Linked DNA regions of Mus musculus: region 2 is linked to region 1. Evidence: chromatin loops called from intact Hi-C (ENCODE). Cell type or tissue: gastrocnemius. All regions are shown on one strand. Links, peaks and the distances in the headings refer to the core of each region. The heading gives the core; the rest is flanking DNA.

The links. Hi-C counts contacts between places; a loop is a spot of excess contacts. Peaks named below come from ENCODE experiments on the same cell type or tissue, not always from the same donor. Only the 100,000 strongest peaks of a DNase experiment are listed, where the experiment ranks them.
Region 2: a loop joins it to region 1, with 2.7 times the contacts of the local background. A loop is called at or near these places in 10 of 42 quality-filtered maps.

Annotation. Positions count from the first base shown.
Region 1 is chr2:124,897,943-124,909,960 of GRCm38, forward strand. No RefSeq gene overlaps it. Among named protein-coding and RNA genes, the nearest start is that of Gm39920, 110 kb to the left of the region's middle. In gastrocnemius, for the core only: a CTCF peak has its summit at 7,296 (motif pointing left); no DNase peak of the experiment used is centred there.
Region 2 is chr2:124,598,257-124,610,274 of GRCm38, forward strand. It overlaps a transcript of Sema6d not described here. Among named protein-coding and RNA genes, the nearest start is that of Sema6d, 49 kb to the right of the region's middle. In gastrocnemius, for the core only: a CTCF peak has its summit at 7,248 (motif pointing right); a DNase peak (open chromatin) is centred at 7,280; H3K27ac peaks cover 200 bases.

The DNA of each region.
Region 1 (12,018 bases), core at 6,069-8,568:
CCCTATTAAGTTTTGTAAAATTCTGGCAGCTGCGAAAATAATTATGATGCTAAAATAGAACATAAATATATGTGCGAAGAAAAGTCATTTTATCCTCCCTTGATTAAACCCAGCGATTAGCCCTTTCGTATCTGAGGTCAGTAAAGACACATTTAACTCCCTCTGCTCTGAGAGACAAGGGCTATGTGACTGCTGCCTATCTCCCCATGAGCTGCATGCCCATACCAGTCCCCTCCACAAGTCACTTGTGTTGAAAACTATCTCATTTACATTGCTGGTTTATGAATGTTAATTTTTTAATATTAGTCTAATCAAGATACATTAGGCTCTTAATATCCAACCCTCCAAAACAACATTTATTTATTCTTAAAATATTGCACTTATTTGCCTAATTCTGTCTTCCAACCCTTTCCACTGATATGTTTGCAATGAAACAGGGGGAATCATGTAAACATCTGGCTACCAGCTGTGACAGTCATTAATCTTAATAAATTTCACACTCCCATTCATTAAAGAGCAGCATTTGGCCCAGAGTTAGCCAACAATCAGTGACAAAGTCAATTGGAAGCTACATCATTTTTTTGAATTTTCCCATCAGCTGTCTCATAAAAAAAATTAGTTTATCAGTCTTCATCAACTCTCCCCCCACTCCAAACAATGAGACAGAATGTGGGTGTCTTAGTCAGGGTTTCTATTCCTGCACAAACATCATGACCAAGAAGCAAGTTGGGGAGGAAAGGGTTTATTCAGCTTACACTTCCACATTGCTGTTCATCACTGAAAGAAGTCAGGACTGGGACTCAAGCAGGTCAGGGAGCAGGAGCTGATGCAGAGGCCACGGAGGGATATTTTTTACTGGCTTGCTTCCCCTGGCTTGCTCAGCCTGCTCTCTTATAGAACCCAAGACTGCCGGCCCAGAGATGGTCCCACCCACAAGGGGCCTTTCCCCCTTGATCACTAATTGAGAAAATGCCTTACAGCTGGATCTCGTGGAGGCATTTCCTCAACTGAAGCTCCTTTCTCTGTGATAACTCCAGCTGTGTCAAGTTGACACAAAACTAGCCAGTACAGTGGGTAAGAGGAGCATGGTGGGCTAAGCCTGATGCTCTCAGCAGCCACCTTCTCAGCAGCCATGTTCTCAGCAGCCACCTTCTCAGCAGCCACCTTCTCAGCAGCCATGTTCTCAGCAGCCACCTTCTCAGCAGCCACCTTCTCAGCAGCCACCTTCTCAGCAGCCATGTTCTCAGCAGCCACCTTCTCAGCAGCCACCTTCTCAGCAGCCATGTTCTCAGCAGCCACCTTCTCAGCAGCCACCTTCTCAGCAGCCACCTTCTCAGCAGCCATGTTCTCAGCAGCCATGTTCTCAGCAGCCATGTTCTCAGCAGCCACGTTCTTAGCAGCCATATTCCAGGACTTGCAGGAGCTCTGCAGAAGTCCCCCAGTCGCAGAAAGGACACCTTATGGTTCCTCCATTGCAGATAAGGAATCTGGAGTTCAGAGATACTGAGCAATTTACCCAAAGCTAAGCCACTAAAAGGTGACAGAGTGTGAAACTAAAATCATAACTTCCTTTCCCAGGCTTAAGATGCATTTACTACTCTCAAATTTTACAAAAGGTGACAGTTGGGTTGTTTTTTTTTTTTTTTTTTTTTCCAAAATGAACAGCAAAAACTTATTTATGGGATAAAAATTCCAGCTGCTATCTTTTAAGTGTCCTTTGGACAAGTCTTTGCAGTTCTTTGCATTATCTATGGTCTTTGGCTGTGAGGACATGCCATGGAAATTCTTAGTAGAACTTGCCTTCAGCTGGGTGCCCCACTTTTCTCGGACCTGATGGAGCCTACACCATCATTACTGAGAGCAAGGGCTCCCTCATACATTTCAGGCGGCCCTACTTCTCCCAGGTAGAAGCAGCCTTTTCTTCTGAGCTTTTCCGCATGGCCCCACATAACCTTCCTAGGTACTGTCTTCTCCTTGCTAGCTCCTCCCTGCTTCCCACATTTCTGTCCCTACCACACCCCTCTGTGACCCTCTCATGTATCTCCTCACATGCCAGCTTGCCTGACCAAGGTCCTGTTGGTTCCCACTTCATGTTCTAACTCATACTTCTTTAGCAAGGTTTTGTTAGGGGCTCACTGCATTTGTACCCCTGTGTTCTCCGTGTCCTAATCCCTCTTCATTCCTTGTTTCAGCCACTGTGTGCCTTTCTATCAAGCCTTAAAAAGCAGCAAGTCAAGCCAAGGGGCAAGAATTGTGGTCCATAACTTCTTATACGTTCTTTGCCTAAGTGGTTGAAGGCTCACCCCCCTCTGTGCCTCCTCTCTTTGCTCCACAGCAAGTTTTCAGAACTGGGCCTGGGACTCTAGTTAGTAACACTTAGGATAGTAACTTATGCTAGTGATCTCATCCACAGCAGCAGCAGCATCGCAGAATTGAAACTTTACATCCTGACAAGATCTAAGTGATGTGGAACATTTTTCTTCTCTCAAGTAGCTCATAAGGTGGAACAAACTTCACATGATTCTAACCAGACTTTCTACTCACAAGCTTCAGTAGTGTACACTCCTGGCCCATGCAGGAGTCTATTATTTCTTAGTATATTGCACTGGTTTTTGCTTTCTGGTGTTTGGTACTGAGCTCAAACCCTTATATATGTTAAATATGTGCTCTACCACTGAGAAATACATATAGTCTTTGCTTTTTTGTAAATATTTCTTCACAAAATTATAATGGTTCTTTTTTTCTTCTTCTCTTCTTTCTTTCCTTTTTTTAAAAATTTTCTTTCTTTTCTCTTCTTTTTTTTTTTTATTTTGAGACAAGGTCTTCCTATATATCTCTGGCTGTTCTGGAACTCTCTCCATTGACCAGGCTGGCCTCGAACTCACAGGGATGAGTGCTGGAATTAAAGGGCTGTGCTACTACACTTGGTTGTAAAGTGGTTCTTAAATAATGTTCTCTATGTATTTGTCCATCCAACGCACAGGTATTTATGATCTCAGCATTACAGGTAACACAGAGAATACATTGCCCCTGCCCTATCAACCACAGCACAGAGGAGAGGAAACTAACACACAGAACAAGACTACAGCCTTGCAACCTGATGCACGTGAGAGCTTGTGAGGAATCCCCTAATATCATCTTTTCAGTATTCCAGTTCTCCGTAGGTAACCACCATCTTCTAGATTTTATCAGAGTATACTTGAGTCTTGATACATGTTTGATGTAGGCTTTTCTGTCACTTCAAGGCTCACAACCACCCAACATTGGACAAAGCTTTATCTGTTGGCTGAGGACAGCGACCAGTGATCTAGTGCATGGGTATCCAGTCTTGTTATGGGGAATGCCTTTCCCACTTGCAACCAACTTGGACTCATTCCATTTCTCGGGCGCTAAAGCATGGCACCCTCAGCTGGGTGTGTAGCTATACGGAGGGCCTGAAAAAAGGAGACTAGCTATCCCCTTGCAGTGCTGTCCAAGTAAGAATGGGTGACGAATCTGGGAAGGGTTGGAAGAAGCTGGTGGAACCTTTCCCTCCCACCCATGGCCAGGCTGAACACATGAAAACAAGAGCCCATTTTCTCTTCTTTCCATGAATTTTGTGTCTGTTAAAACACAACTGCCTCAAAAGGGTGATTCTTGTGGGTAGAGGGAAGCAATGGAGCAAGACCCTAGAAAGATTTGGCACCACTCCATAACTCTCCTTAGAAACAGCTTTCTACTTGAAGACCCAGACAAATTGGCGATCTCATTATTTTCTTCCAGATTACTCCAGATATGTTATTTTGTGCTGGACCAGGCTTGCCTTTTTATCTTCATATTTATTCTTGGATTAGAATAATCCACACAGCCAGCCTTTACTTCATTCCTGGAGTAGATGACGATTTAAGAAAGGAGAGCCCCACCACCAATGCCTTTTACTTAGCAAAAACAATGGGTCTGTTTTTTTCTTCTAGAGGCAATGACTGGTGCTGAGTGTCAGAGGTACCACAGAGAATTGACTCATAAAATAAATGATGGCTGACTGAGTGGGCCTGAGTGGCCAAGAAAGAAGGCAGAGAAGCTACATGCAAGAAGGAACGTTTGCAACATAAAGATTAGGTTGTATGAGTTGGAAGCCACAGCCTACAAAGGCCTCCTCTGCTGTAGAATGAAGTATGAGGGCGCATTCAAGACTAGAACCCGCAGCCTCCCAGCTTGGCTTGAGACCTTTTCTCCTCTGGGCCAAGACTTCACAGAAGGGCTGATAAGCTCTTGTCTGTTGTCCTCTTTGCTGGCAGCAACCATAACTGTACCCAGTCTAGCTGATAGGAAACCTCCACCAGCTCAACTCTAACATGTGTTTACCCTGCTCCTCTTTGCCTTGATATTTCTTATCCCTGAATCCCTTTCAGCACCTACACTCTACCACTCACTAATAAACAGCTCCATTGGCCAAATGAGTCATCAAGGACCCCTTCTGTGAAGCAGCCAGGATACCAGTTGTTTGATACATTGACATCTCCCTACAGCGCATTAGGAACTTGTTGATGGCAAAGCACACCTATTTCTTTGAAATCTAAGTGGATTCTTATTGGGTGGAAATATGGGTCACACATGCCTATACGGACAAGGGCATGGCTGAGGAAGCAGGGAATGGGGCATCGGAGAGGCAAACCTCTCTGGATTGCTGGGCTGCTACCCTCTCAGTGAAGTCAAAATATGTTGCAGTCCACACCGACTATTGGAGAGATGAAAAGCAGCCAAGGAGTATTTTCCAGAAAGAGTATCGGCTTTATTACATGAGAATAATTGACATGCTAATCGTACATGATAGTTAGTAAATGTTTTAAAGAGTGAGATATTTTCTAAGTCAAAACTTGGATGAAATTTGCATTCTGCAGCAAGCCTCTTCAGCTCCAGTCAACACCCAGCTGTTCCTCTTAGAACTGTGCCAGGATCTTTCTGGAGGCCAAAGCCCAGGCATTTCTCTATTTAATATCCTAGGGTCATGTTTGTGATCCCTGCTCCTCCACACCTCTCAAAGGGCAGAGGTAGCTAAGCGCTTGATGAATATTTATGGACATATTGATGATTTGTTTCTTCAAAACTTCAGAACAACAACTACAAAGTTAAAAGTTTTTTGAGGAAGAGATGGAAAGGTGGGAAGAGTGGACACCCTAGCTCAGGAGTGGCTAGCTGCCTCCTAATGAAGGGCTCTAGTTTCCAACAAAGATGGCGGACACTTAGCAGACACATGAAGTGGCACTGGTGATGAGAATAAGAACATGACTCCAGGGAGGAGGGGGCTTCTGGGTGGCACAGGCACAGCTGTGAAGCACAAGGAAAAGAAAAGAAAAGAATCGAAGCGACCAGAGACAAGTTTTAGAAACAGCAATTACACTCCAGCAAAGGAAATGGAAAACCTTGATTCCTCGCCACTAAACCCGAAACAAGCAGTAAGTTCGTGTTTTCCTTGGGCTTTGTTTTTGTTTTGCCTTTGTGCCTCAGAAAGGACCAGGGGAGAAAAAAAACACAGTGGCTCAGGTAAAACCCTTATGTCAGCAAAAAAATAAAACCCAGATTAACCATCTTGGCTGTGTGCCCCTCAGCAGATCCAGCCACAAAACAAACACCCTCTCTAGCTTCAATAACCCCCCCCCCAGCCAAAGCCAAAATTGCTTAACCACTGTTGCCAAGTTGAGATGGAATTTCACAACCGCTTTTAAAAAATTAATTTGATAATGTGTAAGTTACTGTAACATTCCAGCCAAGACTGAGCCCATGACTACAGGGCTTCCTTACATTCGTGGTAAGAAGGATGAGTCATTGTTGGACATCTTTTAAGTCTTGGGATCTCTATGTTGTCTCTAAGTAGGATTACAATGTCTCGAGAAGAGGGTGCAGCCCAGCCCTGCTCTCTACGTTAGCAGCCAAGGGTGCTCAGTGGAGCCATGGCCTCACAGCAGTCTTCTGGGGTGAGTTAGTACTTCTCACCTTGTGGAATTCACCTGGGATGCCAACCTGCAGGGCAAGAACTGGAACCCCAAAGGAATCACTCTAAGCTACCAGGCTTGGTCTCAGAGACACCGTTGTCTGGTACTTTTAGTGGTAGCCTGGGACGTAAGGATGAATCAGGGATAGACAGAATAGAAACACATCCCTGTGTGCACTTGGCATCCACAAGAAGTGTTCTCCAGTCCCATCTTCAGGGCCAGCTGAATGCACATGAGAAAGCCAGGTCGTGAAGAGGACAGATGATTTATTCTCTTTGGACACCATGAGACTTGTGGTAGAGCTGGTAGGAATTAGTGCTGCTTTTGATTTTTGAAACAAACAAGCAAACAAAAACAGTGTGCCAGTAATTGTCTAAATAGATTATCCTAGAAATTATACAAATAATAAGCAAAAAAATGCTATAGGACAAATAAGATCTCTATTTTCATGGATTTATTTTCTAAGGATATGAGCTCTGAGAGGTAAGTTAGATTTGAAACCATATCCAATTGAAAAACCCATGGTTTTTCCTCCATGCACCCAGCACCCTTATGAGCTCAGCACATTTGAGGATTCCTTCACCCAAACTAGCTTGAGGCAAAGCACTATGCTCCCATTGCCATGCGGAAGGTGGTAAAGAGTGAAATGGTTATTCTGAGGGCTGCCACTATACCTACAGCACATTCACATACAGACCTAACAATAAAAAAATGAGGGTTAGGCCTCAATCATTATGACTAGGATTATGATATGTTAAATAAATAACTGTGTTGTGTTTTTGTTAAAATATGCTCTGAGCTTCTAATGATTGATGTCTTTTAAATGTGCCTACTGGAGATGCCTTTAGACAGAGCAAAGTTCAGTAGGTTTGCAGTGAAGACAGAAAATCTTCATTTCCACAAGAACCTAGTCTTTCTGATCCTGCTGGTCCATGGACCACTTTGAGTAGCAAGGCCATCCAATGAAAAAAATGGGTACACAGTTTAACCCATAAGTTGGAGTAACTTTTGATCCATCCTTTCTTCCTCCCCTCCTTCCCACCCTCCCTTCTTCTTCACAAGTGAAGCTATTTTTAAGATAGTTCTAGGCCTCTGTATGGAAATTGTTTATACCTAATATGCCCATTTCCCTGGGTTCCTATCTAAAGTCTTCGCTGGTATGGGTAGGAGATTTCCAAAGCCCCACAAGGAAACACCACTCTTATCCTCAGGCACACTGAGTCAGCCAGCAGCAATCCTTGGGCTGGGCACTTTCCAACAAGCAAGTCAAAGTTTAGCAAGTTGCCAGGTGGAGAGGTGAGAAGAGCACCCTCTGCTGGGAGCCTCCCTGACCCTCCAGCAGGGTGAATTCCTTTCTGCCCCACCTTCTCAGTGAACTCCAAGGAATATTCCAGAGTAATCACCAAGGCTATCCAAAGTGCTTCTCCTTCCCACATTCACCCTGGTAAGAGCCTCTTACTTGATCATCACTTCGAGTTTGTACAGTTTGTCTCCACAGTCAGAACACTTTAAGAGGCCCTCCCTGCCTGATATCTGCTTGAATCTTTTTGTAATGTGCCCAACCCAGAGTTCTGCTCATATTATGGGCTAAATAAAGATCTCTTGATTCACGGAAAGTCTTATTTTCCTATTGCATGAGAATGTAACTCCCGCTGGGTCTGAAAAAGTAGGTGTCTGACAATTATTACAGAGCAAATAAGTGAATTCTTACCGACAGCCATGATGGATTGTATAAATTCATGCCCGAATTTTACACCGTTGGCTTGCAAGGATTATATGAGGTCAATTCAGGTAAACATGTTTGATAAAACAAAAGTCTCAAGAGATGGAAGGTATTACCCTATTGCTGTGATGATGTAGGCATACTCACGTCTACCAGGAGTGAACACAAGATCAACAAGAAGTAGCAGTCAAGCCCCCCAACTACCCCTCAAAGTCAGCTCATACAAAGGGGGCTTTGGCATTCATTCTTCCTTGAAACAGTTAATAAACTAATTCTCCCAAGGACCATAAAATAGGAAAGAGTCAATCTGGAAACTCAATGGTGGCATCACATGGCACAGCCCGCTTCCTGAACTGCAAGAAGAGCCATGTGGGTCCCATTACAATGATCAGGGCTGATTTCACAGCTAAAGGAGGCATTAAGAAAGGATGCCATTCATAACAGACAACACAATAAGTTCATATGTTTGCCTTATGTGCACAAGTCCTCCATACACGCAGCATTTTCACATTATTGAATACAGCAGGCTACTACTTTCTTGCTCCTACCTTCATCCTCAGTACCTTTATCTTCATGAGCAATGGCTTACATCAACTAGGTTAGGGAGGGAGGTCCTAACCATCCTTCCTCTTCAATCTCAGCAGCTCCTCATCCTTTGCAGGAATATTTTCTTAAGTTTTGTTTTTGTTTTTGTTTTTGTTTTTTTGGTTTTTTTGTTTTGGTTTTTTTTTTTTTTTTTTTTTTTTTTGGTTCTACCTTGCTCTGATGATCAATACTCTACCCTGGTTTTACCATCGCCACTTTAAGCTCAATACACCTTACAGGAGACACCATCTCCCTGCTAGGTCTTCTCCATTTCTAGCCTTCTCTATCTAATTTCCCCATTAATCCACTGATGTTGCCACTCAAAATCCCATTCCAGGATAGGCCTTATTCCAAAACAGACTAAGTCAGTTGGTTCCCACTTCCCTTCCAGAGGTATCACAGGGACCATCTGTGGTTATTTGGTGCTTTGGCTAGCCAGGGCTGCTAGATCAGAATACCAGCAGCCTGGCAGCTTGAACCAGAGAAATCCATTGAGTCACAGACTTGGGGGTTTCCTAGAGTGCAGCCATGTCTTTCTTTCACTCTTTCTCTTTTTAATATCTCTGCCTAACCTGGCCTCTCATCACACTGAGCCTTGGTTACGATAGTCTACATCTTTTTCTTCCTGGTCACCTCACTCCTCACCAATACACGTGCTGTGGGGCCTGTCATCCCACACCTATCAATCACCTCTGATCTTTCCTGAACCCCCTCTCAGAAGCATCCCTCTAGCAGGTCACCCCAGAAACCACTCCCACATCTGAAGCCCAGTGGATCCCCCCTACAGCCGCCTTCAAAGAACAAATTCCTTTGCTTAATTCCTGGCCTTGGATGCTCCAGCTCTCACCATCTTGGCCTTCTCTGTTCATATCTTGATCCTGCCTTCCTAAGTTCACTCTCTCTATTTATGATGCCCTCTTCCTAGGGTTCTCAGTCATGCCCCCCCCCACACACACACACCTTTTCAAGCCTTAGCTCATAGGTGAGCTTTTCCCCAATCTGCAAACCAATTCCTCTGGTTCCCTTAGACTTTACACTGCACTTGCTGCAAATAAAAAATACAGTTCCTTTGGGTCTCTTCCCCCTGGTCGAAGAATAAGGAGTTTTGGAACCATCTAGAGCTGTATCCAGCAGTGCACTTTGAACCTCGCCTCCCTTTGATATCAGATGAGCACCCTGGGGCAAGTTATTTAAACCTTTTAAGCAAAGAACGTCTCTGCAATCTGCAGATCATGAAACAACTCACTTATGAGCTGTCATTAGTATTAAATGAGACAATGACTGTAGCAAATGACTAGCATGTGACACTGAATTTCAAAACCTGCTGCTCTATAGTATGGTTCTTGCTGCTGGCTTTAGAGGCATTGTGTATTGCTCAGGAATAGAGAGAACGTAGACTCTTAACTGTGAGCTGCTTCAAAGCCAGTCCTGCTTCTAAATGTTCATTAACCACACGTATTCAGGTTTAAGTTTCCATCCCTTCACGTGTAAGTAGAAGATAACTACCTCAAAGAAATGAGGAATAAAAACTGCGTTTGAAAGAAGCATAGAACCTGGCATGCAGTTAGGGCTCAATAAATATTGACTTCTAATATAATAGGATTTTATCAGTGTCCTGCAGGGTTTCTTGGCTGCAGGAAAGATTGAGAATCAATGCCTTCACCCTTAAACTTTTGTAGAGAGAGATCATCTATTAGTTTTTGCAATCTGGTGATATGGTAAAGGCTCAATAATATGCAAATGAATGATTGAATTGTAAGTTGAGTAACAAATAAGTTAGATAATGTCATTTTCCAAGAAGGTACAAACTAAGCCACTTTGCCCCATGAGAATGTGGCCTTGACTAAGAAAATGGGGGAAAAAAATAAGTGTTACAAAACCGGTGCATGAAAGCTCCTCTGCTCTATTCAGAGAAAGCATGGCACGGTCAGTTAGAGCTGGGTCGTTTTGCAGATGGGGAAAACAATCCGATTCTCAGCAGCACTGTCCTTTCCTTGTATTCTTAAGTCTGTGGAGCTTCATTATCTGGTTTCCTGGCAATTAGAGGAATAGATGTGTAGAAGAGCATTTCGTGTTAGCTATAATAAATAAGGAGAAATGGAAGCTGGGCTGGTGGTGGGCAAATTCTATAAAAGATAGGTATGAGAATGGAGGGATACCCAAAGCTGGAAAATACTGGCATGGAGGCAGATGCTCTACTCGGTACCTGGATGAGGACAGCCTGACCGAAGAACTGTGAGAATTTAAATTCTCCTAATCCTTTATAATAGTGTATTGAATCAAGTTGATTAGGAACTCAAATCCCAAGACTTCACAACACCCTTTAGCACACTCCACAGTTCTCACAAAGGCTTTCAGTAATGTCAGTGACATCCAAACTCCAGGGCAATGAGGCTGCTTCTCCCTGGGTCCCTGAGTTACTCCTGCACACGTGGGTTATAGGTGAGCTCAACTCCAGCCAGGCTTGCCACTGCTTCTTGTCTAACATTGCTAGATAAAGGACCTTCTGCTCTGCCATGCTTAGCTTCAGGCCCAGTCATCTTCTTCCAAGCCTTACCATGTTCATCTGCCTCAGTCTTCAGCTCTGTGAGCTCCTTCCTCCTTTTTACCTCCTCCCTCCACCTCCTGTGCTATTTTCCTTTATCATCATCTCTTTCATGTGTCTGTACCCGATCCCCCTTTTTAAGGAAATCTGGACCTTCTAATTTACTCGAAGGACTTAGGCCTTTGGAGCCCGATGTCATAGACATACTTAGGCTACTTGGATTTTCTACTTTATCCCTCTTTTTAAGACACTAGGCTAATGAAGGCTAATTCTGCTTGGAGAAACAGAAGAGGAGGAGACAGAGACATGGGGAGAGACGGAGACAGAAAGGAGTATCTCAAACTTTATCCCACACATATTCTAGGAACAGCATAAGATATTTTAAAAGAACAGTTTGAGAAAGAGTAGTTGCACAATTCATATGTAATTTTCTAATTATCTGAAAAAGGCCTAACTATGCCACAGCTTACATTCATCTCAAGTGAGTAAGAACTGTGTTATTGCATGCCTAGAAGAGCATTGGGCAGCATGTCCCCAAACCTGCTGTGTGTGACACTTAGCACTCTAATACTGGTCCAGAAAGAAACTGCTTCTAAGATCAACACAGTTTTGGAAATTCCACCTTTCTTAGAGGCTTAAGAATTCATCTTAGTAAGTTAATGACTTTTAACTGTCCAAACATGGTCTGCCATATTAGACCTGGTTTAATTACCTTCCCATGGAACTGAGGAAATTGGGGACACAGGTTAGGAAGACCAAGTCATAAAGCAGAAAAGCAAGTTGGCTGTGCCATAAACCAAATACAGAGATTTGAAGGTGTCAGTTAACACCTTAAGACAGAACAAGAAACAATCCCTGGGTTTAGGGCATCAGGGATGGTTTAGTTGCCTGAATCTAGACCTGCCAAAGCTGTCAGGCCCACATTTTGTGAAGATTGTGGGTAATGATGAGGCACATATTGCAAAGACACAAAGATTTGAGCTCCGGATCCCTTACCTGGCTGTTGCCCTCTCCTCAATGAGAACCAAAACAAGCACAGCCCACCACCCATTTGAATGGACAAGAATAAAGAGTGGTTTCAGATTATGATGTCTTTAGGATTATTTCCCAACAGACCAAGAAGTAACTTAACTTATTTCTTCTTCCCCATTCTCAAGGAGATAAAAAAAAAAAATGTGCAAACTACACAAGAA
Region 2 (12,018 bases), core at 5,719-8,218, 300 kb before region 1:
GGAGACAAACACATTTAATGAAAAAAATATTTAAAAGACAACAATTTTCATATTATTTTATGAGCTGCTAACACTGCTAGCCCCACTTGTCCTTTCAAAGACATTATTACAATGTTTGTTAACTTTCATAATTTGATTCTGCTTTCTTTTCTTATTACATTAGCTAGCAGCTCAAAATCATATTAAATAATAATACCAACTGATTATTAATACCTACAGTTTGTTTTCTATTTAAAAGGAGCTGTTCTGTTCAATTTTGAGGTGAAAAGGTTGGCTGTGGCAAGTCATCCTACACGAGCTTTCATTCGTAGACAGAACCAAGAGGCATTTAAAGGCACTGTGTGAGTAGAGGTACTTCCACACTCCTGGTAATCTCTGCAGTATCACATAAACTGCCCATTCAGTAGGAGTGAGCTTGGGCAAGGTTCTGAGACCAGTGATAAGAACCAGGCACCCTGTTGACTAACACTCATTACTGGAAACTGTCACAAGGCAGTCAAAAAAGACAACCCAACCGAAGACTGTAGGTGCTTAGCGTGTAGAGAAGGAGGATGGCAAGCCTGTTGTATACAGTTTAACAAAACACCCCAAGACCTCTGATGTGGTCATAGATTAAACATCAGTCTTACTAATGTATCATCTGAATATAAAGCTGTAGAGTTTCCTCCCTCGATACTTAGATATATTTTCTTTGTTCCTATTCACAATAACCATGTGAGGTAGTCCTGACAAGCTGAAACATGTTGTTAGATCCCAAAGACCCAACAAATGAACATTCAAAGCCCATACTATTGATACTTAACTCTAACTTTTAAAACGAAATTAAATAATGTACAAATGATTTTTTAAGATGTCATGACCTACTTGGCAGAGGAGTTTAAGATTCATATCCTCCTGAGTATGTTGTGCAATACTCCCCATTTCCCACACGCACAGTAGCTTCCTGCCTGTGCTGCCTCTACACTACAGTCATACCTTGGACCAGCCTGCCTGCACGTCCCTGTCTTCCTTCCCATAAGACTTGAGCTGATCAAGAGAGGCATAAGGAAGATCTTGAGCCAGGACCAAAGTCTGTACTGCTGTTACAAAAATGACCTCTGCCCAGTTTTCCCAGCAGCTTTAGAAGCCTTTGCTGATCAGCTACACTCTGCAGACTAAGACCAAAGGCAACCGCCCCTCCCCAGTGGAGTCTGAGAGTTCTAGCTAGTCTTCAATTCCTGAGCACCTGGGCAGGATTTTCAGTGGGAAGGCTGCTGTGGGGTTCTGCCTGCCTCTTAGCCACTTCAGGTATATCAAAGCAAAGTGGAGAAAGAACTCAGGAGGCCAGATGCCACCTCAGTTCCTGCTGAAATCACCCCCTCTCACTGCACTCACTGCAAGCATCGCATCCAGTCCTGAGAGCTCCAGAACACATTAAATATTCATTAAAAGCCAAACGCTGCTTTCCCAACATTTGACTAAATAATGAAAGTATAGATTTGTCCCATCTCTGCTTTTGAATTGCTCGGTTATACATAGCACTAAATTATAGTTCTAATGAAATCAGTTTAAAAGCATAAGGAAAGGATCTCTGTAGTTTATTCCTGCCTCGAAGTTCCTCCTAATTTAACCATAAACTAAACAGACTTATAAAAGGTTTATGGGAGGACAGTAAAGTGAAGTTTTTAGTGCAAAGGTTGCTTATGTAATTAAGCATACGCTCTATGACATTCTGTATAATCTGAAGTGGTTTCTATGAAATTAACAAATACTTATATCTATTTTATTTCTCTACCCATTAATGCCAAAAAGTAAAGCAAAAGGGAGAGGGAAAGTCTGGCTTCTCAGCAGTGTCAGCATCTACAATTTAGACATTGAAACTACAGATGTCGCTAAAGCCTTATCCCTTTTTTCTTGGAAATAAGCCATTAAATTTGATTAGACTTCTCATTAGCCTTCCTTTCCACTGCTTCTCTACCTCCACACACCACATTAGGACAATCCTGTGTAAGTTGTTTAGAAATGGCCTCTAATGCAGAAGAGGAAATCAGGCCCAGTGACAAACCTGAAGTCTCAGCCACTCCGAAGGCTGAGGCAGGAGAGTACCTGAGAACAAGCAACATTGCCCTGTCTCAAAAATGAAAATAATAATAATAATAATAATAATAATAATAATAATAATAATAATAAATGAGACTGCCATTCGGATGATTCTCTTAGCTACTTTGTCATAAATTGCTTTGTATGTGGCTTCCAGGTTCAAACTGGCCATTAAGTAATACCCCAGGCTTCATGGTATCTGTCCCCCCTCTTATCATCCTGAAGGGAGACATTCGCCACCATTCCATCTTAACCTTCCAACCAAGTAAAATACAGAGCTGCATAGTCCCAAGAAAAGTCAGAGAAGGCACTGAGCTGTATTTTTTTTCCCAGATTCCCCAAGGTCTTCGAAGCAAGTGCTAATGATCATGGCCTAAGGTTTCTTAATTCCACATGAGTGATGATGGTTAAGCAAATTAATTGTAGCCACATTTTCCTCAATTGCACCATATTAGAGGACCGGAGTCCCTGAAGCCTTTCTAGACTAATGGAATTGGACAGTTTCACAAAAAAGTTTTAAAAGTTACTAAAAGCATGCTCTGTGTCAGGCTGAAAGCCTGTCACTGAACTGTCAGCTCCAAAGGATGTTAGAGGAAATACAGTGAGCCCCCAGAGCTGCTTTTCCTGTGTGCAAGCTGGGAGCGCGAGTGGAAACTGAGGCAGGCTACCACTCTCCTCAGTGGGCTGCCATGTATATAAAGGAGAACAAGCTGTCCTCTGATGCCTGTAAGCCCCTGAGGCCCAGAAGGTAGATGGTCTCACCTGCATGATTGCATGAAAACTCTGTGTTTACTTCGTGTCTCCAGTTGGCCTGTTGAGATTTTATTATTCCCCTGGGTCATAGAAGTTTCCCTGACCTACTAGCTGTAATAAATATTATTCATAATAAATTTTATGTAATAAATTATATTATTATATTATTATTATCATTATTACTATTTCCAGGTCTTGCTGGCTATCTACTCAATGGCCACTTTAAGATCTACTTCAAACAAAATTCATCTACACTCCTCTGCGAATATTTTCAACTTTTCCTAAATCAACCCCAACGAGGAAGCTTGGGGAAAGCCCTCCCTGATGCCCAGCCAAACATTCGATGCCTGGGTGTGGCTTCTGGTAGGCATTCCAACTTTTCTCAGGCTCCACGGCCACTGAAAGTGCTGTCCATTCCTGGACAGACAACCAACGTCCTTCCTAATGAACTCTCGCCTCTCAAAGCTCTTCCTCTGTCTTGAGTTCTATCTGAAGCATTTGGATAATGCTTTCTTCAAACCTCTAACATTATATGATAATGTTATTATAACATCATATAATATTATAGCATTATAATATAAGATTATTCTTATGCCTTCAAAAATATGTCTGTCTTCTAAACAGCCAAGAAAACATTCAGAGCTCAGCACGTGGCAATTCAAACACTCCATGTAGTGATGCAGCTCTTGTTTTCTCAGTCACAGCTCCCACTACCTGCCTCCAGGATCGCGCACAAGCCCCAGGTCTGCCATGTGGCTTACTTTGCCCTACCCCATATTGTCCCCTACAGTAGTGCACTTGTTGTGAACTTTATCCTTGGTGTCTGTCCTCACTGAACTTCAGTCACTCAGTCATAGAAGCACTCCCTGTTATGAAATCCTTTATAATTTGCACCATTGTTCCTTGTATACATCTACTACGTTTCTCCTATACCATTGGACTGAGTGTTTATAGCTTCGCTGTGAGCTTCATGCCTTATCATTACTTCATTACTCCATCTACCAAAAGTTCCAGGGTTCCTGTTCCAGCCAATATTCTAGACAGTTATAAAAATAAAAGGACTTAGTACCCTCTCTCACAAAGGAGGGAGATAAAATATGTCAGTAAGGTTGTGTGGTGATGTAAGTGCAATAAGGAAGTTCAAAGGGCAGAGGCTACAGGAACCCTGCTAAGCTCCGAATTGCATCCTTCAGTCCAGATTTCCAGGTTTTGCTGCACAGCCTGCTCCTGGTAAGCACGTCCCAGCGGAGGCTTCCTCTGTCGCAAAGTTTGCTACAAAGACTGAAATAAAATCACTTTCTACTTGCTCCACTAGATCCACTCTCATCCCCTTCCTCCTGGCTTTGCTTCTCTGGAGGAGGCAGCGATTGAGTCTAAGGAAGGTATCAGGGACTTCCGGGCCTTCTGGCTCCAGTGAGGCTGAACCAATGAACAGCACAGTGTGGGACCAGAGAGGGCGAACTGCGGATACTCTACATGTTTCCTTCCCCCCCAGCCCCCCAGCACAGGTTACCTCAGGCTGGCACAGTCTTTTGGCTGAAGGTCAGTGCTTCTCACAGGGGTCCAGTTCGCCTCTGTGACTGCCTGGTTCTGCTCACTGCTTCCTTCTCTGGCTCCTTAGAAACTGAGGCTTAGAACAGCCCCAGGGTGACTGTCCCTGAGTTCTCCCTGCACCCGACTCTCACCTTCACAAACAGCTCCTCAAATTACCCAAGTCAAGTATGCCATCTGTTCCCTGCCAGGATTCTGAATGATAAAACCGCTTTTCAAATTTTCAGTTGCTGTCTGAATGCGAGCTATTTCTCATTTATCTCAGCACAGTGCTTTTCACAAAGCAGAATGCTGCTATTAATAACGAACGGTGGGATGAACGCACGCAAGAATGAATGAGTGGTCCTCTCCTCTTCTAGGGATCCTGCCCTCCTCACCTTGACTGGATATTGCAAAGACTGTGGGGTTTTGTCTGGGAGGGTCCCTGTTCCCCTAGTGTTGTGTTACAGTGGTTTCCTACAAGACTGAAATATTCCATTCTGCACAGAAGCTATTTAAACAGGAGGGTAAACAACCCAAAATAGCTTCCCCAGGTCCCTGAAACCTACCAGATTCACTAGGTCCCTCCCTACCAGAGGGAGCAATAAAAGCTGCAACAAAAACAAACAAACAAACAAAAACAAAAAAGACTCTCAAACCAGACTAGCTGCCAGGAAGAAGCAGCAGCTGAGGTGGGCTGCCTGGAAGAGGTATAGACCAACCTAGAAAGGATGCTCTGCCATTGGCTGAGCTGCCTGCAGGCTGTGCAATGGGCTCCAGGTCCCCAGCTCTGTGCAAGGGTGGGCCTTGGTGATGCGCTGTCTTTGAGACATTTCTGCTCCTGCTTCATCCATATTTCTGAAAGTAAGCCCAATAACACTCAGATTCACGCAGTTGGACTTTGGGCATACCTGTACTTTAGTCTATCGTGGGCCCCTATCTGGGGTCAGAGATGCTTATCTCCCCAGGAAAGGTTTTGTCACTCTACCCAGAGGACTGCGGACTCTGGGCATGTTTGTGTCCCTGGTGGTTTCATATGAATGGGTTAATTTAGCTCACCTGCAGTTTCTAAAGATACATCTTTCTTCCACAGGCTGGTCTTTTACCTGTGGATGAAAAAATAGATGACTTTCTTATTCCTATTGTTTTACTCTTTAGCATAAATGCTGGCACATAAATCAAAACCAAGCTGATTGTTTCCGCACTAGATTGGAAAGCAGCTATCTTTTAAGGACCAGGAGCCCAGTCTGGGGCCATGCTTTAAAACAAGGTACCCTGTGGTCATCTTACACAAGTAAAGGCCCAGCTAATTCTTGATTAGAGAGTAGCCTAAACCAATAGTCTAACCAAAACTAAAAAACAGGATTCAACCAGCTCGATAGTTACAAGGAGCTGAAATCATGGCTGATTAGCACTTCTTGCCAAATAAATATATTTCCAGAAATCATAATCTACCCTTACCTCTCTAATCTCCACCTAATTGATGTAGAAAATAAGACTTCTCCTTTTGTTTTAATATGACAGTTTCCAAGGTTGATGGCTTACAAATGAGAAACAGATCCACGGGAACTGTCTTTAGAAAATATACTTTTGGGATAGCATTGGAAATGTAAATGAAATAAATACCCAATAAAAAAAAAAGAAAATATACTTTTTGAGTCAACATGTTTAATAGTGTGCCTTGGTTTGGTACTAAGTAGGTATTATTCATTAGAAAATAATTGTGTAACTGGAATTCTTAATTAAAACTTGTGATGAGAAATGAATCTGTTTATTTTGTAATTATGACCCAGAAATGCAGAGCATATTGGAGTAGTTTATGAACACAATTCCAAAGACTTTAATATAGTAAAAGAACTCATAAGGGTTTTTTAAAAACAGGAATGCAGAGGAAACTGCACAAATGTGCACACACTCTCTGGAGACCCACTCGTATGTGATAAGACTGGAAAAGTGAATTGTTGGTGTAACAGGTCAGCAGTGAAATGGATAAGAACTTCCTGGCCATCCCTCTGGACATGTCTGGGAAAGCTCTCAGCCAGGGTTTTTGGTTTGTTTGTTTGTTTGTTTGTTTTAGCTTTGTAACAGAAAAGCAAAATGTCCATGGGGTTTTCTTTAAGGACCCCCTTTTATGTTTCTCTCAAAAACATAAGTTGCAACAGCTGCCAACACAATAATGAAATGGATCCATATTGTTTAAATGGAGTTTGGTAGTTGCGATCAACCTGACAAGAAAGTTTGTGATAAAAAAATAAAAAAAAATATTCAGGTCTGAAGTGGTTTTGTTGTTGAACCTACCAGCTGTAGGTTCAAAGACCATAGGTATCTTGGGGTCAAGGAAACTGGGGAGATTGGTTTATGGTACCAAGGTTTAGACAAGCTGTGTGTCTTTTGAGGCTCTTAAGAACCATTCCTGAAAGCCCTGTAACAGATTAGTGGGAGCGGGCAAGCTGGCCCTGTAACTGTTTAGTGAAGGTAGTGCAGATTGGTCGCTCCTTTGTGTCATCACCTCTAACTCAGCAGCAGATACCCAAGGCACAGGTTTAAATGCCTGTTAGCAAGTGAGTTGATCGTTCTTGCTGCTGCATCAGCATTTAACTGGGCTTTGGGATTTTTGGACAAGCCTATTATTACAGCTGAACACTAATAAGGCTTACTATTGATTTTTATAGCAGAGTATCAATTTCTTCCTGTCCCCCATTCGGAATGCCTTCCCTCCCTCATATTTTAGCTGTGTAATTTGTAATAACTCCATACATCTGATGTTAGGAAACTGTCTATTTCGCACCCTGACTGAAAAACAAACAGAAAAAGCAAAACATGTATTTGGAAAGATATAAATTACCCAGAATCCCATTCTGTTTTGTTTATTTGTTTTGTGTTGTGTTTTTAGCCAGTAGGTGGCTCTAGTGGCTTCTGGCAACAAGTCACATTTTGTGCCTCTAATGGCTGGACACTTCTATAGAGAGAGAATTTGGTGATGTTGAAATGATCAGAGAAACACTATCCTATCACCCTAACCAGTAACACAGACATTTGCAGCTTAAACAGTGGGGTTTATTTTACTATAGATTTGCATGGGTTTAAATAAATCTTATTCCTTATAGCTTACAAGTGACTCAGACAGTTGTGTGGATGATAGGATGTATATAATGTACAGATAAAAGGATGCTTAATGCTCATCTTTTGTCTGTCTTCAAAAAGACCTAGCAATATTAAAAGCTGTGGGGAAAAATAGTATTTGAAAGCCTCCAGTGTCCATGCAGTGGCTCCTGTGAAAGCATTAGTAAAAGTAAAGTGATTGGTTTGTTTCCAAAAATGCACGGTGCATTTTCTTTACACAGAGCAAGTGGCAGAAATTATTCATGCTAAGGTAGAATAGTAATCAAAATAAGTATTTTTTTTAAAAAAGTAAATTTTTATCATTCCAAATATGGGCATGGCTATTGCCACACTAGCATAAAACAGCAATAGAAATGAATTATGTCAGTAAAGTCTTGAGGCTTAAGATTTACCATGATAAATATTTTTCATTAAAATGAAATATCTTGGCAGAGTCACTTTCATATGCAAACTCTTGACACAAGGAGGCCAGCTGTGTCTATGCAGATGCAGAGACGTGGGTCTGTATTATTAATGATTTATTATGGCATGGAGAGCTTAGATTAGTTTTGAAAGCAGTCCCTTGCCACAAAAACACTTTCTATAATGTGTGAGTGTAAGGAATAGGGTGCGTGCATTCCAAACTGAAGTCATCAGAGAAACTGCCTCTCTCTTTGGAATTCTGATATATTTTAAACCATGAAAATCTACATCCTACACTATGTTATTTGTGAAAATTCATGCAAAACATTGTTCCCATCAATTGAATAATAGTATGAATATCTGAATTAAAAGACATAACCCATGCAGACAGGAGTAGAGATAGAACTGAACAAAAATCTATAACACACCCATTGAGTCCTGAGCCTCACATTTCCTGTGAGTCTGAATTGAGTTTCTGATCCAGTTCTGTAGCATCCCAGGATTGCATTGCCTTTGTGATATCTAGAAAAGTATTGTCTAGTGTTTATTCCATGCCTGCTGTACTCCTGGCAAGAGGTTAAACATGTCACCTGTATTATACCTTCCAGTCAGCCACAGAAGCCATTTAAAGTTTTATTAGCATGCTTGTTTTGCAAATAAGGAGACTGAAGCCCACTGTGGTTAAATAAATTATCCAAATCGCAAATCTACTGGGAAGTGGCTGGATTTGAATGCAAACTGTATAAACTCCAAACACTTCATTCTTAGCGGTTGCTATTCAGACCCCACTAAATAAGATGGAGCACACAAAACCTAATTACATGTGCGACATTAACTAAATCACCTACATTTCTTTCTTCTGCTTCTTTGTTGTTGTTGTTGTTGTTATTTTGTAGGTTTCCTCACCTTTAACATGGTGTTAATAATAGTATTTCCCTCATAGAATTGATGCACACTAATATTTTTGAAATGCTTAGAACAGCTTGGCAGATGTTAAGCATGGTATTTGTTTCATAGGTTTAACGGTTTAATAGCTAGTCGTTTAATGGTTAAGAAACTGCACTATTTGATAATTGATACATTTTACTGAGAATCACACGCAGAGATTTTCTGTAGATTTTAGATTCCCTTTTATACTTACAATTCAATTGGAAATGAGTTATTACTTATCATTGATGGGAAAACCACACAGAGAATACCAAAGTGTATTTGTTAGCCAGGTAGAGTCAGCCTTTGGGGGAGGGGGGTGAAAAGTGTGTCTATCCAATTCCTGCCTCACCCGACTGAACAAACATCCTCAGTGGGACTTTAAGACCTTGGGGCACAAAGTCGGTGCCTAGCATGCATTACTATGGAGGGCTATCGAATATAGCAGTAACACGCCTTTCTTATCTGGCCCAGAAGAGAGTATGAGAATGTTGCAGGCTCTGGCGCCACACCTGTTCCACAAGTATTTACTGAGTGTGCCCCCCAGTGCTGGGCACCAGGCCTGTCCAGGAAAGGAAGAGGAGAACCCTGGCCCATTAACAAGTGTCCAGTTGGGAGACATCCTAAGCAAGATAAATTAAATAACATTTCATAACAGAGAAGACAGTCATTCCGGCCCATACAGAGGGTTTGTGGGCTGAGGGTACTCTGACACCTAGACAACTTGTTGTTCAATCAAGAAATCAGAAATGAAGCTGAACCACTTTATAGGATACCAGAGAAAGCAGGAACATCAGGAGAGTGTGCTCCAGTGAGGGGCAGAGTGTGAGCCAATGTTAGTGCCTAGAGTGCAGAGTGGGTGGGAGAACGGGAATTGGCAGAAGTTAACAGGATTAAAGAGCTGAATGGTATGAAGTGGACAGAAATGATGGGAATCAGAACCACTGCAGTGACAGCCGCCTGAGTGCTTTCCTTGGATGCTTTTCTACTAAAGACTAAATGAAGAGTGTCATTTTCCTCTCAACACCCCCCAACTCCCACCCTTCCCCCTCTCACACACAACACAGACATGGTAAATCCTCAAGAGTAATCTTTGACCTTTCTACCCATGTCATGCTCTGGCCTCTCGGCCTCCGACAGAGCAAACAGAAGGATGACTCTGAGGTCCAGGCTGATATTTAAAGTGAAAACATGTAATTCATGGTTTCAAAGGACCCATCAGCATATTCTCCAGCAACCCACCAGACCATCATTCCTTTTATTCCCGGATTTAAAGACTCGGTCTGGGTAAAACTGTAATCTCTGGGTATCTTTTCCTCTAAGGCTGCCCACATGTGCAGGAACCCAATTTATACTGAATGTTGTAACTCACTCTTAGTAATCTCAATGCTCCAGAGTCTCTTCTGCTTCAGCAGAAGGACTGCCTCAAGTTTGAAGCCAGCCTGGGCTAAATAAGCTCCAGGCTAGCCTGAGCTACAACGTGAGATGTTGACTGGGGGTGTTTGTGGGGGGTGGATTCAGGAATCTGAAATGAACCTTTGCTGCTCCTGCAGACATGGGACAACTGGCAAACCTGTCGGGGTGGCCGGTGACTTGTTTCCTCACTTGGCATCTTCACAGGGTGGCCAGTACCACCCTCTGCCCGCAGAGCAGAAAACAAGAAATAACTGCTGGCCAGGAAACAGCCCCAGCTTTCTGGGTCAGAAGTTGGCCAGGGGAGGACCTTGACTGCCAAGTAACTTGCAGTGATGTCAGAGCCCCACACAACCAGAAAACACCAGCCAACCAGGAACAAAAAACTTAACAGCAAAACAAAACAAAACAAAACAAAACAAAAAACAAACAAAACAAAAAAACAAAAAACAAAACCAACACTGAGCTAGCCTCGGAAGCTGCTCTTTCTGTCCCCCCATCCCTTTCTTGTAACAGGAGGAACAGGGTGGGGGGGGGGAGCTTGCATTTTAAAAGGGGTTGTCTTTTTTGAAGTTCCTTTTCAACTCCAGGGCAGTGTTCTTCCTAAATGTAAACATATATCTATGTGCGAGAGAAAAGCAGGAAAAATCATAGACAAGAATATGCTTCCATGCCGGGTCTCTCTTTCCATGGTAATTAACCACACTCAAAGGAAAACCAAAAGTTTGGCGGAAATGCTCTCTTCTTTCTCTCTCTTTAAGAGAGGGCATCAGGGTTGATTCCAGCCACTTAGAACCCTTAAGTGATACATGATTAGATTGGAAACTAATAAACATAGCCCGTTCTTGGAAATGAACTTTGAATTAAGATCCTCTTGTTTGGGAATAAATGATTCTTTTATTTCATTTATGACAGTCCGTACATCTTAAATGATGTCGCTTCAAGGACATTTTCATTTCTCCCACAACGTATTAAACGAAACACTTGCCTGTAAAACCGGCTCATTAGCCTGCAAAATTACACTGTACTGAATGGCTTTCATTCAAAGTGGAAATAAGATTTTTAGTAGGCAATTTCTGTATTTTCTAAAGCTACAGCTATGTTTGATTGCGTCTTCCCAGCTGTTTTACTTGGTGGTTATAAAGATAAATGGGGGAGGGGGCTTGTAAAATGAGCCAAAAAATAAATCCTACACTAGAAAACTAAGTCAAAACTTCGGGGTACAACTGCGCCCATGGCACCACTGGGCTGCAGCAATTTGTCCTCGGGACGTCTGGGGGAGTGTGGGAGAGTAGTGAGGGCGCCTGGAGGAAGGGAGAGGAAGGGAAGGGAGAGGCGGCTTTGCTGGCTACAGAGGCGGCGCCAGCTGGGCGACCCGGCTCCGGGAGGCGCGGGAGGAGCCGCTCGGATAAGGTGGGAGAGCCTGGGCGCGCGGCCGTGCGCGATCAGGGACGCGGCGGCCACCGGGGTCGAGGCCGCGGCGCGCGTGGGGCTCTGGGCGGCGCTGGCCGCTGTGGGAGCTGCAGAGTGGCCAGGGAGCGGAGATCTAGGGGAGCGACTCGGAGATGGATCGAATTACACCATTTGCCGAGCAGCGGTTTGTTTTGCTCGCGCTGGGTCCCGCCGCCGCCGCAGCCGCCGCCAGGGCTGGAGCGAGTGAGTTTCAGGATAGATCGCAAGACGAGACCCGAGACCGTGGGATTGCTCTTTCTGCACACTGTCTTGATTGGCTCTTCTGTCTGACCGTGACAAGCTTCATTTGTCTGTTTTTAAAAGCAGGCTTCCCCATGA